Regions from separate parts of the Mus musculus genome. Here region 1 is linked to region 2. A link is a loop called in an ENCODE intact Hi-C map of the cell type or tissue named here. Cell type or tissue: heart. All regions are shown on one strand. Each heading gives the region's core, and the rest is flanking DNA. Links, peaks and the distances in the headings are about the cores only.

Evidence for each region. A loop is a pair of places that touch in the nucleus more often than their neighbours do. Peaks named below come from ENCODE experiments on the same cell type or tissue, not always from the same donor. Only the 100,000 strongest peaks of a DNase experiment are listed, where the experiment ranks them.
Region 1: it touches region 2 in a loop (2.3-fold over the local background); 4 of 42 quality-filtered maps call a loop at or near these places.

Annotation. Positions count from the first base shown.
Region 1 is chr15:82,179,876-82,185,243 of GRCm38, reverse strand. It overlaps Srebf2 (sterol regulatory element binding factor 2), which reads right to left. Exons shown (of 19, transcript NM_033218.1): 10 at 2,987-3,263. Among named protein-coding and RNA genes, the nearest start is that of Mir33, 16 kb to the left of the region's middle. In heart, for the core only: a CTCF peak has its summit at 2,745 (motif pointing left); no DNase peak of the experiment used is centred there; H3K4me3 peaks cover 849 bases; H3K27ac peaks cover 2,372 bases; H3K27me3 peaks cover 1,223 bases.
Region 2 is chr15:82,228,996-82,234,323 of GRCm38, reverse strand. Cenpm (centromere protein M) reads left to right here. Exons shown (of 6, transcript NM_025639.4): 6 at 1-562. Among named protein-coding and RNA genes, the nearest start is that of Tnfrsf13c, 7.3 kb to the right of the region's middle. In heart, for the core only: no CTCF peak of the experiment used is centred there; a DNase peak (open chromatin) is centred at 2,213; H3K27ac peaks cover 2,289 bases; H3K27me3 peaks cover 1,131 bases.

The DNA.
Region 1 (5,368 bases), core at 182-5,181, 49 kb after region 2:
CACTCATGTCAACAGTCTCCAAGACGACAGTCTCATTGCCTCTCCAGTACAATCATTAACAGCGATTGTAAACCGTCACCTACAGACTCAGGGGTTTTAGCACGGGGTCTGCACTTGGTGGCACTCCCCACCTGGGCAGACTGTGTTGCCTTTATAAGGTGGGCCTAGGTGACAGATGGGAGCTATTGGGGCGGGCCTTTGAGGACTACCGCACACCTCCAGATCCAGGCTGACTCCGCATTCTCTCTGTGGCTGAAAGCTGCCTTTGGCCACGAAGGACTATACTCTGCAAACCGAGAACCAAAGCAAACATCTCCTCTTATTTGTGTCAAAGAGGTGCCAGAGGAGACGAGAAGTGGCCTTTGTGCTCAGAAAGGTGCAAAGGTGCGGACGGGATGCAGGCTCAGCAAGTTACTAGCTATGTGGCTCCCTGCCTCTCCTACCGACTGGAACTTGGCTTGTGGTTACTGTTAGGATTAGCTGCTAGGAGTGCTGGTCACTGGACAGAAGTCAGGTGTGTGGTGCAATCCTTCCCAAAGCCCTGTCACTAGCACGGCCACATTCTGTTGGTAAAGGGCTAAATTTCCAAATATTTGAAGGGAGACAATGAAAACAACACAAAACCCAAGTGGCTCTTGGTTTCCTTACCCTCCTCCTACATACTTCACAGAAGGGAAACAGAGCGAGACAATGCTAGTCACACACTGGTTGGATCAGCAGGGAGATAGTTTATACCGTGAGGTCAGGGGACAGACAAGGTGCCCCTGGCACAGGCCCAAGGCCCCATTGTAGCTGTCCTGAGCTTTCACAGAGTTGCAGCCTTCTGACCTCAGGGCCTCCATGGCCTCTTGTCCTCACCAGCTGAGGGGGCCTCGTAACCAGCTGCGTCCTTATGATAAGCAGGAGGCGCTCCTAGTGCCTGAGGTCACTCTGTATTAGTGTGGGCTATCTGCTTTCCCCACAAAACTCTAAGCTTTCTCCTTCAGAGAGGACAGAGCACAGTACGAGAGCCACGCTGGGGTCAGCCCTGTCCCTTCAGAGGCCCCTAGGTCCTGGGGGGAGGGAATGGTCAGCGAGTGTAGACACGGGCTGATGGAAACCGTTCTAGTTGGAACTCTAAAACTGAGCAGCTTAGTCTCGTGGTCGGAGATCGGGCATGGAGTCTGTTCTCAGGGCGCCATGAGGGGGCAAAACCCAAGAACAAAAGCAGTGCTGCAGGACAGAGCTGAGGAGCAGGACAAAGCTGAAGGTGGGGATTTCCTGGCAAAGCCGCAAGCTCACCTCAGGCTGCTCCCCTCTGGCTAAAGCTCAAAGCAGCAGGTAGCTCTGGACTTCACCTACTGCTCATGGGTACAGCAGCAGCAATCGTCTCTTCAATCGTTTGTCCTTACCCTGTCCCTCTTACCCAAGGGCCAAACACCTCTGACCTTTGACAAACTCTCCTCTGACCTTTGACTGACATCCCTCTCGGGCAGGGTCTGTTTGTTTTTCTGAGACATCATGTGCCGTTGGTTGACCTGAAACACTCTGTAGACCAGGCTGGTCTCAAACTCGGAGTCGTACCCGCCTCTGCCTCCCCAGTGCTGGGATTAAAGGATGTGCCACGATGTCTAGTTACACAGTTCCCGTCTTGACTACACTGCCCCACCCGTCCTCTGCATGAGAGGTCCCTTTCATGGGCTCCCTTGAAGGCCCAGGGCCCATCAGTTGGGCCGCAGACTCCACAGGTCCAACGTCTACCAGGTATTTCTCCTCCATGTCTCACGGCAACTGTCCAGCACAGGGCAGCACAGCCTGGCTTGGCAAATGGCCTTTCCTCCCGTTTCTCTCAGTTCTGTCAACAAACCAAACTCCTGAGCAGGAAACCAAGAGCCATCATAATCCGCACTTTTAATTTTAAACACTTATTATTTTATGTGTCTGCGTGTACCATGGACGTGTGTAAGTCCAAGCACGTCGTGGGGGACTTAGTTGGCTCCTGCCACTGAGTCACTGGGGTTGATTCAGGTCATTATGCTCGGTGGCAAGGGCCTTACTGACTGAGCCACCTTGCTAGTCCTATCTCTTCTTCTTCCTTTTTTTTTTTGAGACAAGGTCTCATGTAGCCCAGGTTGGCCCAGGACGATCCTGCACTCCTGAGCCTTCCTGGTGCTGGGATTGTAGTATGTGTATCCGGCCATGCTTAAGTGTGGAGAGACAGTACTGTGAATAATGTTCATCTTAGAAAAGGGGTTTTTGCCGTGCGGTGGTGGCACATTCTTTAATCCCAGTACTTTGGAAGCAGAGACAGGCGGATTTCTGAGTTCGAGGACAGCCTGGTCTACAAAGTGAGTTCTAGGACAGCCATGGCTATACAGAGAAACCCTGTCTCAAACAAAACAAAACAAAACAAAACAAAACAAAACAAAAAAAAAGGGGGGGGGCTTGTTCTGTTTTGTTTTGTTCTTTGTGACAGGGTTTCTCTGTGTAATCCTGGCTGTCCTGGAACTCACTCTGTAGACCAGACTGGCCTCGAACTCAGAAATCTACCCACCTGTCTCTGAGAGCTGGGATTAAAGGCATGTGCATCTACACCCAAGTCCATCTTCGAAATAGTTAAGCTCAAGGCTGGAGAGATAGCCCAGTGGTTAAGAACACTTGCTGCTCTTCCAGAGGACCCAGGTTCAATTCTCAGCACCCACATGGCTGCTCACAACCACAGGCACCTCCAGTTCCAGGGGATCTGGCGCCCTCTTCTGGCCTCCACTAGGCATTGCCCCCACACGTGGTACACATCTATACACATAAAATCAATACATTTTTTTAAAAAAAGGAAGGAAGTGAGGGAGGAAGGGAGGGTAAAATACAGCTATAGAGAGTGTAGGTTGGTGGCTGGTTTAAAGCCATGTAAGCTGGCTTCAGTCAAGGTGGAGCGCTTGCAAAACAACCCAAGGAAGAGGCGCTCGGAACCAACCGTGCAGCACGCCTGGCCGCCCTCCCTTCTCACCTGTGATGTGCAGCTGGTGCAGCCTGTGGTAGGCCAGTGCCGCATCCCTTGCGCTGCTCTTAGCCTCATCCTCAAAGCCAGCTGCAGTGGCGGGAGTAGCCCGCCAGCGCTGGAAGACCTTCTTGAGTAACCAGCGTACCAGGCGCAGCTTCTGCAGGCTGTAGCGGATCACATTCCAGGAGAGGCTGCAGGCCAAGTCCAGGCGGGAGGTGGGCAGCGCCCGGCCCAGCACGGATAAGCAGGTTTGTAGGTTGGCAGCAGCAGCTGCGAAATCACCCTATAAGGCAGCAAGTGGGAATAATGGTCACTGGCCTTACCTCTGCCTTTTGGGTTTAACACACATCTACCTTACCACGTTGTTATCAGAATAAAGCATGCCTGTTAGCAGAATAAAACATAATTTCCATTGAAGAACATCTGAGAAATGCTGGAGCGCTACAAAAACATGAAAAGCGGCCACCTGTAACCTCATCCCACAATCACTGTGGAGTCTGAGGAATTCCTTGGCCTTTTTATTAAATTAAGTTGTACTGTGTTCTGTCTTTCAGCAAGTCCTAGAGTTTCCCAGAGCAGCTTCTTGTTTGTTTTTTGAGACAGGGTTTCTCTGGGCAGATGAGGCTGGCTTTGAAGTCAGAGTGCTCCGGGTGCTGGGATTTGAGGTGAGCGCCCCCATCGCCCTGGTGTTGAGCAGCTTTTATAAATAAGTACTGGTTTTTAGATAAAGAGCGTGCTTAGGTTCGGGAAGTTTGCTGTGCCCGACACCTCAGGGTTGCTTAGTCACAGCTCTGGGATTGTAGCCTGTGATTCAGTGGCCCATGGAGGCCCAAGAACCACAGCTTTAAGGCAAACTCACAGCTAAATTGCTGAACTCCCTCAATTTGGGATCTCTGCCAAGCTGAGGGTCTAATGGGGTGTACGGCACCCTGCTGACATTGATAACTGAGAGAGGTTATCAATGGCAACCAAAGGATGGCAGGCATCCTTTCCTGGCTGTTTTCCAGGCTGTCTTTGCCTCCTCAATCAGTCCAACTCTTTTCCCAGCAAGAATGCGGCTTCCCTTAGCACCGGCTCTACCCAGCCCTGTGAGTGCTGCCTCTTGGCCACTGCTCACTACTCAAGGCATCAGAGCATTTCCAGGCAACAGCCTAGAAAGAGTCCTCTGTACCATCCAGCTTCTTCCACCTTTGAGTTAACATCATTGCTAATTAATTTATATCTCAAAATATTTATTCAATTCTACCTTCTTGTTTCTCTCTTATTCTACCCATTCTAAGAGCCTCCTAGCTTGTTTCTGTATCTTTCACTGTCTCCTTTCGCTAACCTATTCTTCCCAAGGCCACCAGGATGAGTTTCAAACACCCTTAAATCTGCCTCTAGGATATTCCTATGAACTGCTGTCCTGCACTGCGCTTGTACTTTAGGACCCCAGGGCTTCGGGTGGGCACTGACCAGGGGTGGGAGGACTCAGGTGTGGCAGCCTGCAGAGGGAGAGTAAGCTCTGGGTTTGCTATGCTCAGGGATGATCTGAGTCACATGATTCCACAGTGTACATGGGTAGCCTCTTCAATGTCATCAGGTGACACAGAACCCACCCCATAATCTCTCCTTACAGTGATTCCAAATAAAAACTTTCAACTAATTTTCTTGTTCTAAAATCTTCCCTGATTCCCCAGAGAACTAGAAATAACCTAATGCAGAGGGCTGGAGAGATAGCTCAGAAGGTAAGAACACTCGATGCTCTTCTGGAGGGATCAAAGTTCGGTTCCCAGCATCCATGCCAAGAGGCTCATCACCAGCTGTAACTCCAGCTCCAGGGAATCTGACGCCCTCTTCTGGCCTCCAAGGGCACCTGCACTCATGTGCATATACCTTCACACAGACAGACAGACAGACAGACAGACAGACAGACAGACAGACAGAAATAAAAAAATAAACCTAATTATAAGTTAAAACTCTGTGCACGCAGCAACTAGCTACAGTGCCAGCCTTCACTGGCTTCTTCCTTCGACACAGACACATAGCCTCAAATGGTCTACTTGTCTGTAGTCTGTCTACCTGACCGTAGTCTGACTGTGAATGTCCCCACAGGCTCATGGATTCCAACATGTGGTCCCCAGCCATGGCACTGCCGCAGCTGGCTGTGGAACCTCGGGGCCCAAGGCCTGGCTGACATAAATGGATTGCAAGCAGCAGGTCTTGTGAGTGATCTCTCCCTGTCGCTCTGGTGCCTCCTGGTCTGCCAAGACATGAGATACCACGCCACAAGCTCCTGTCCCACGGCCACCAGCCTTTCCCGCGTGGGGCTGAAACTATGAACTCAAATAATATCCCTTAAATTGCTTCTGCTGGGTATTTGGTTACAGTAAGGAGACAAGTGGCTGA
Region 2 (5,328 bases), core at 1-5,000:
ACTGTTGGTGAAGACCAGTCAGGGCCTGACAGGCCCAGAGGCAGCCTGCTCACTGCAGGACTGAGCTCCACCAGGGAGGTCTGCTGGGCAGGAGTCGGGAGAGAGCCCAGCGAGACCCCAGCAGCCTCCCGTTTCTCGTCTCACCCCACAGAGGTCCCATCTGCACCTGTCTAACATCATAATCCACCTAAGATTTTGGAACAAAGAGCCATGGCTTTAAAAAAAAAAAAAGAAAGGAAGGAAGGAAATGTGTTGTAGATGCAGAAACTGACTCAGTACAATTGCGGGGGCAAAGTGTGGCTTCCAGGAGCCCAGGGAAAATGTCAGGTCCAGGCCCTGCGTTTCTTACAGCCCGGCTGTTGTATTCTGGTGCCTGTTTTTCCTCGTGTAAGTGGAGCTGGTTCTACTCACATTGAGAGGGCTGAAGGAAATGGCAGGTGGCTTGCTGCCCAAGACCACATTGCTCCCTACAACTTGTTGGTCTCTCTTGTAGATCACACACAGTGTCATGCCTCACACTGTAACAGCAAGCTACCAATCACATTAAAAAAAAAAAAAAAAAAGCAATCCAGGCAGTGGTGGCGCACGCCTTTAATCCCAGCACTCGGGAGGCAGAGGCAGGCGGATTTCTGAGTTCGAGGCCAGCCTGGTCTACAGAGAGTTCCAGGACAGCCAGGGCTACACAGAGAGACCTTGTCTCGAAAAAAACAAAAACAAAACAAAACAGACTGAGCTATTGGGTTTCTCTGTGTAGCCCTGGCTGTCCTGGAACTCAGGCTGTAGACTAAGCTGGCCTCGAACTCAGAGATCCACCGACCATTGCCTCTCGAGTGCTGGGATCACAGGCATGTGCCACCCCTGCCCCGCAGTGACTGAGCTGATTTGTAAAGCCACTCTCACATCAGGAATGACAGCTGCAAGGTCGGAGTGTGAGAAGTGACAAGCTGACTGTGGCATTGCACACTGGATCCAAAGAGAAGGTTGTAAAAGAGCTGGGTTGGTCCTGTCAGCCCCGTCAAAGTCCCCAATTCTTCAGAAGGTGGCTTAACACACGGGACCTGGGGGTGCTGTTGAGGGAGCAGGGGAGCCAAGTCCTGAGCTCACCGCACTCGGATGACGCAAAGACCATAGCTCCTTCCAGAACATCCCAAGGCCCTGCCCTACTGTGAAGTTAGGGTCAGTCTTACCTCTCTGGGTTTGGGTTTGGTTTTGGTTTTTTCTTCAAGACAGGATTTCTCCATGTAGCCCTGACTCTCCTGGACCAGGCTGTCCTTGAACTCAAGAGATCCACCTGCCTCTACCTCTTGAGTGCTAGGACTAAAGGCATGCGCTACCACACCTAGCCTGAAGTACCTTTCTGTCTTGAAGGTAGCCCCCCCTGCATCCCAGTTTTGTAGGTTCCCTTGAGGCCACACACGTCACCTGACACTTGCAGAGTGCTTCACGCTTCACAGGGCTGTGCTCTCGCAGTGGCAGCTCCTGTCACCCTCCCAGCAGGCCTACAGGCTTCATGAGAGCCAAAGGTGTGCCCTTTGGGGCACAGCCTGCATTGCCCTGAGCTCTGTGTGGTCCAAGAGATGGAAACACAGGGGTTTATGCCTGAGGAAGCAGCAGTCCTGTGAGCTGAAAAACCTCCCTCACTGCAGACTGCCAAGGTGCTCTGTCAGTACCACAGGTCTGACTCAGGCGACCCTGACAAGACATTCAGTCATTGGGGAGTGGGAGGGGGGACAGCACAGGTGGATCCAGAAATAGGGGGAAGGCTGCAAGCAAATGAGAACATGTGCACTGTCCCTAGAGATGGACTGGAAGGCCAGCCTTCTCTTAGGGACTAACATTGTTCCCAGACCACAGTACCCTGGGTCCTAAAGTGGGGTCGGGAGAGGCGGTGCTGCTGGAGCAACATCTGAGCTAAAGAAAGCATGGGGACACTGTTATGTCACCTGCTGACAACAGGAAGCTGCTCTCCTCTTAACCCGCTCTGCTAGTGTGATGTGCACATCTCCGCCTCAGGTCCCTGTGCCACATTTTCTTTGCCACCTGGTGCCATTTAACAAGAGAAATGGCATCACATTCTCCAGCGAGGGCCTGGGAGCCTTCCAGGCGCTGGGGAGCTTCAGGCTGTCGCTGCTGCCAGCTCCCTGCCAAGCTTGGCAGGGACCGTGGAACTAGAGGCACCTCTCTGGGGTTTGGGCTGGCCTGCTGCTGATGCACAGCAGAGCTGAGTGACACTTAAATGGCAGGCAGGTGCCCTCAGACCTTACCAAAGACATCGGGGAGCAGTTGCTCCTGGCAGTATGTCTGACTAAGGACTTGACACTAGTGTACCCAGGACTGGGGCCTGCTGCTGAAGTGGAGTTGTTGGGTGACTCCGACCCAACTGACCCTAGAAGCTACCAGGTGCCTGCTACCTGTGTTAGGACTAAGATTCTCCCGAGAGAGCTTGATTTACATCACAGGTTCCCCGGGCTAGGCTACCTGCTATGAGCAGTTCTTAGACCCCTACAGGAAGCCCAGCTCTCTGCAGGAGGATGCAGAGACCCAAGAGTTCTGGCAGCTGTCCAGTGGGACTTCTTGTCCCTGCCTTAGTGATGGCTAGCCATTCCTATAGAGACAAGGGATCTGCAGGATGGCATATCCAGTAAGCTCCACCTGGCTGGGTGCGGTAGCCAGCAGATGTGAGAGGGACTAGTTTTTCAGGCCAGCCTGGGCTACAGCATAGAACCAGTTCATAAGACGGGGAAGGCTGATGGGACGGTTTGTAGGCTAGAAGCATTTGCTGTGTGAGTCTGTCTTCCACATAAAGGTAGGAAATAATGCATTGAAACTTGTCCTCTAGCCTCACATCATTCAATATGAATACATTTTGCAAGGGGTGGGGCCGTAGCTCAGTTGGTAAATGCCTGCCGTGTGTGTGTGTGTGTGTGTGTGTGTGTGTGTGTGTGTGTGTGTGTGTGTGTGTGTGTGTGTGTGAGTGAGAGAGAGGTTCAGGGTCATCGACAATGTAGTTCATTTGAGGCCAGTCAGGGCTGCATGAGACCCTATCTGATGTGTGTGTGTGTGTGTGTGTGTGTGTGAGAGAGAGAGAGAGAGAGAGAGAGAGGTTCAGGGTCATTGACGATGTAGTTCATTTGAGGCCAGTCAGGGCTGTATGAGACCCTATCTGATACAAACCAGGGCTGTCAAGGCAGGATGGCTCAGCTGGTAAGAGTGTTTGCTGCCAGGCCTGACGCCCTGAATTTCATTTCCAGAACTCACTCCTGCAAATTGTCCTTTGACCTCCCTGTGCGTGCACATGCCCACCACCCCACCAATGCCATTTATAAAAATACAATTCAGAGCAAAACACTTAACAGCCCGCATACACACACTTCAGCAGAGGCCGGAGCTGCGTAGTGAAGAGAGAGAGGACCGGGTCTGAGGGGCTGGCTCACCAGCAGGCTCCCGCGTGCTTGTGAGTACGGAGGTCAGCTTCAGTGTCTTCCTCTGCTGCCTTATTTTTGAGTCAGCCTCTCTCACAGAACTCGAAGTAATTATCCGAGATAGCATCACACCCCTGTCTTCTTCTTGTCCCTGCCTTAGTGATGGTGGTCACACCCCTTGTACCCTCCTTGAGTTTTCCTCCACAGCCCTTCTTACCCTCCACCTACTAGAATGGTTCCTTGCTGGAATTTGGCGCTATGGGCTGCCTGATGCTGCTTGCTGCTCCAGGACTTACTGGGTGTCTGGTGCATAGTTGGTACTTTCCAGATGGTGAAGTAGCCATCCATGGGGTCTCCAGAAGGCCCAGGGCCCAACCCCAGGTCATTCTGCAAGCTGGGGAAGCTCCCACTCCTCCTCCACAGCCTCACTGCGGGTACACAGCTGCCTATTGGGGCCCCTGGGTGGGACTTGACGCTGCAGCCAAGAGGCTGAAGGTCTGTGGTCTCTTGTCTAGTACTGAAGGCCCTGTGTCCCCACACCAAGGCCAGGCTTACAGAATGACAGAACTGGAACCCAGTGCACAGTGGGTGTGTAGGGAGAGGGGGCTGGGCGTGAGTAGGCCAGGCTGTGGAGAGTGAATGGGACATTGCTTCCTGGAAGGGCATGGCCTGCCATTGACTGGCCTGGGCTCAAAAGAGAAGAGACAGGGGCCTCCCTGACCACTGTTGTGCCCGGGGCTCCTGCTGCAGACTCTGTCCCGATCCCCCACCATTCCCATCCCTCTTCAGTGAACGGAAAGCCTGACATTGTCCTTCCCTCTGTCTCCACTGACGGGGACTTTCCAACATCATCCCCATTTCTCAGAACTAGATACAAGACGGGGAGGGCAAGGGAGCGTCTACTCTGAGAACTGGACACTGATAAACAGGGTGGGGCTGGAAGGATGCACGTGAAGATCCTGGGCACTGGGAAGGCCCCAGGGCAGTCCGTGTTATGACTCATGTCTCAAATGAACAAAAAGCCATCGAGTGTGTCCCCGGGGCTGTGCAGGGAGCACGGGCACTGGGGGACTGCCACCACTTCAAATCCAGAAACTCTGGTGTTGATGGGCTCTTAATGAGCGGCAGGTATTAAAGCTAAAACCGGCCTTGCCGCTTGAGAACACCCCAGGCAGGTCTCAGCAGTTTCATATGCGGATCTGGGAGGCTGGGCCTCTCTGTCCCCAGGGACTGCCTCCCCCACCCCCACCACACTGGGCTTGTCCCACAGACACAGAGTAGCCTTACTTCCCTGACCCTGTCTCTGAAGCATGAAGGACATGTAACAGGCTCTGCAGTCAGGTGGGTGCAGACCCCCATCAAGGCCTTTGTTCCTGCTGGTGCATCCTGTAAGAGCTCTCTGCCCCTGAAAGCCTGTGTCTTCCTCAGAAACTGGGTAGGTTTTCAGGGCAAGAATTCCAAACCCTACCCCCACCCCGAAATGAATTACCCTTGGGGAAGGAAAAGCCTGGTGTCAGGGACTTTAATCCCAACACTGAGACACGGGAGAGGCAGGTGGATCTCTGAGAGGCCTCGAATCTGGGCCTAGAATGCCCTTAGCTCTAGCACTTGGTGGAAAGGTCGGGAGTTCAAGAAGATCACCCTTGGCTAAATTGTGAGTTCAAAGCCAGCGCTTAGCAAATGAAAAGGTGGAGACCAGCAAGACAAAAATTTGATTAGGAAGCGGTTTCAGCGACAAAGTCCCTTTTTTTTTTTTTTTCTTTAATTTTTCAAGACAGGGTTTCTCTGTATAGCCCTGGCTGTCCTGGAACTCACTTTGTAAACCAGGCTGGCCTCGAACTCAGAAATCCACCTGCCTCTGCCTCCCGAGTGCTGGGATTAAGAGGTGTGCACCACCATGCCCGGC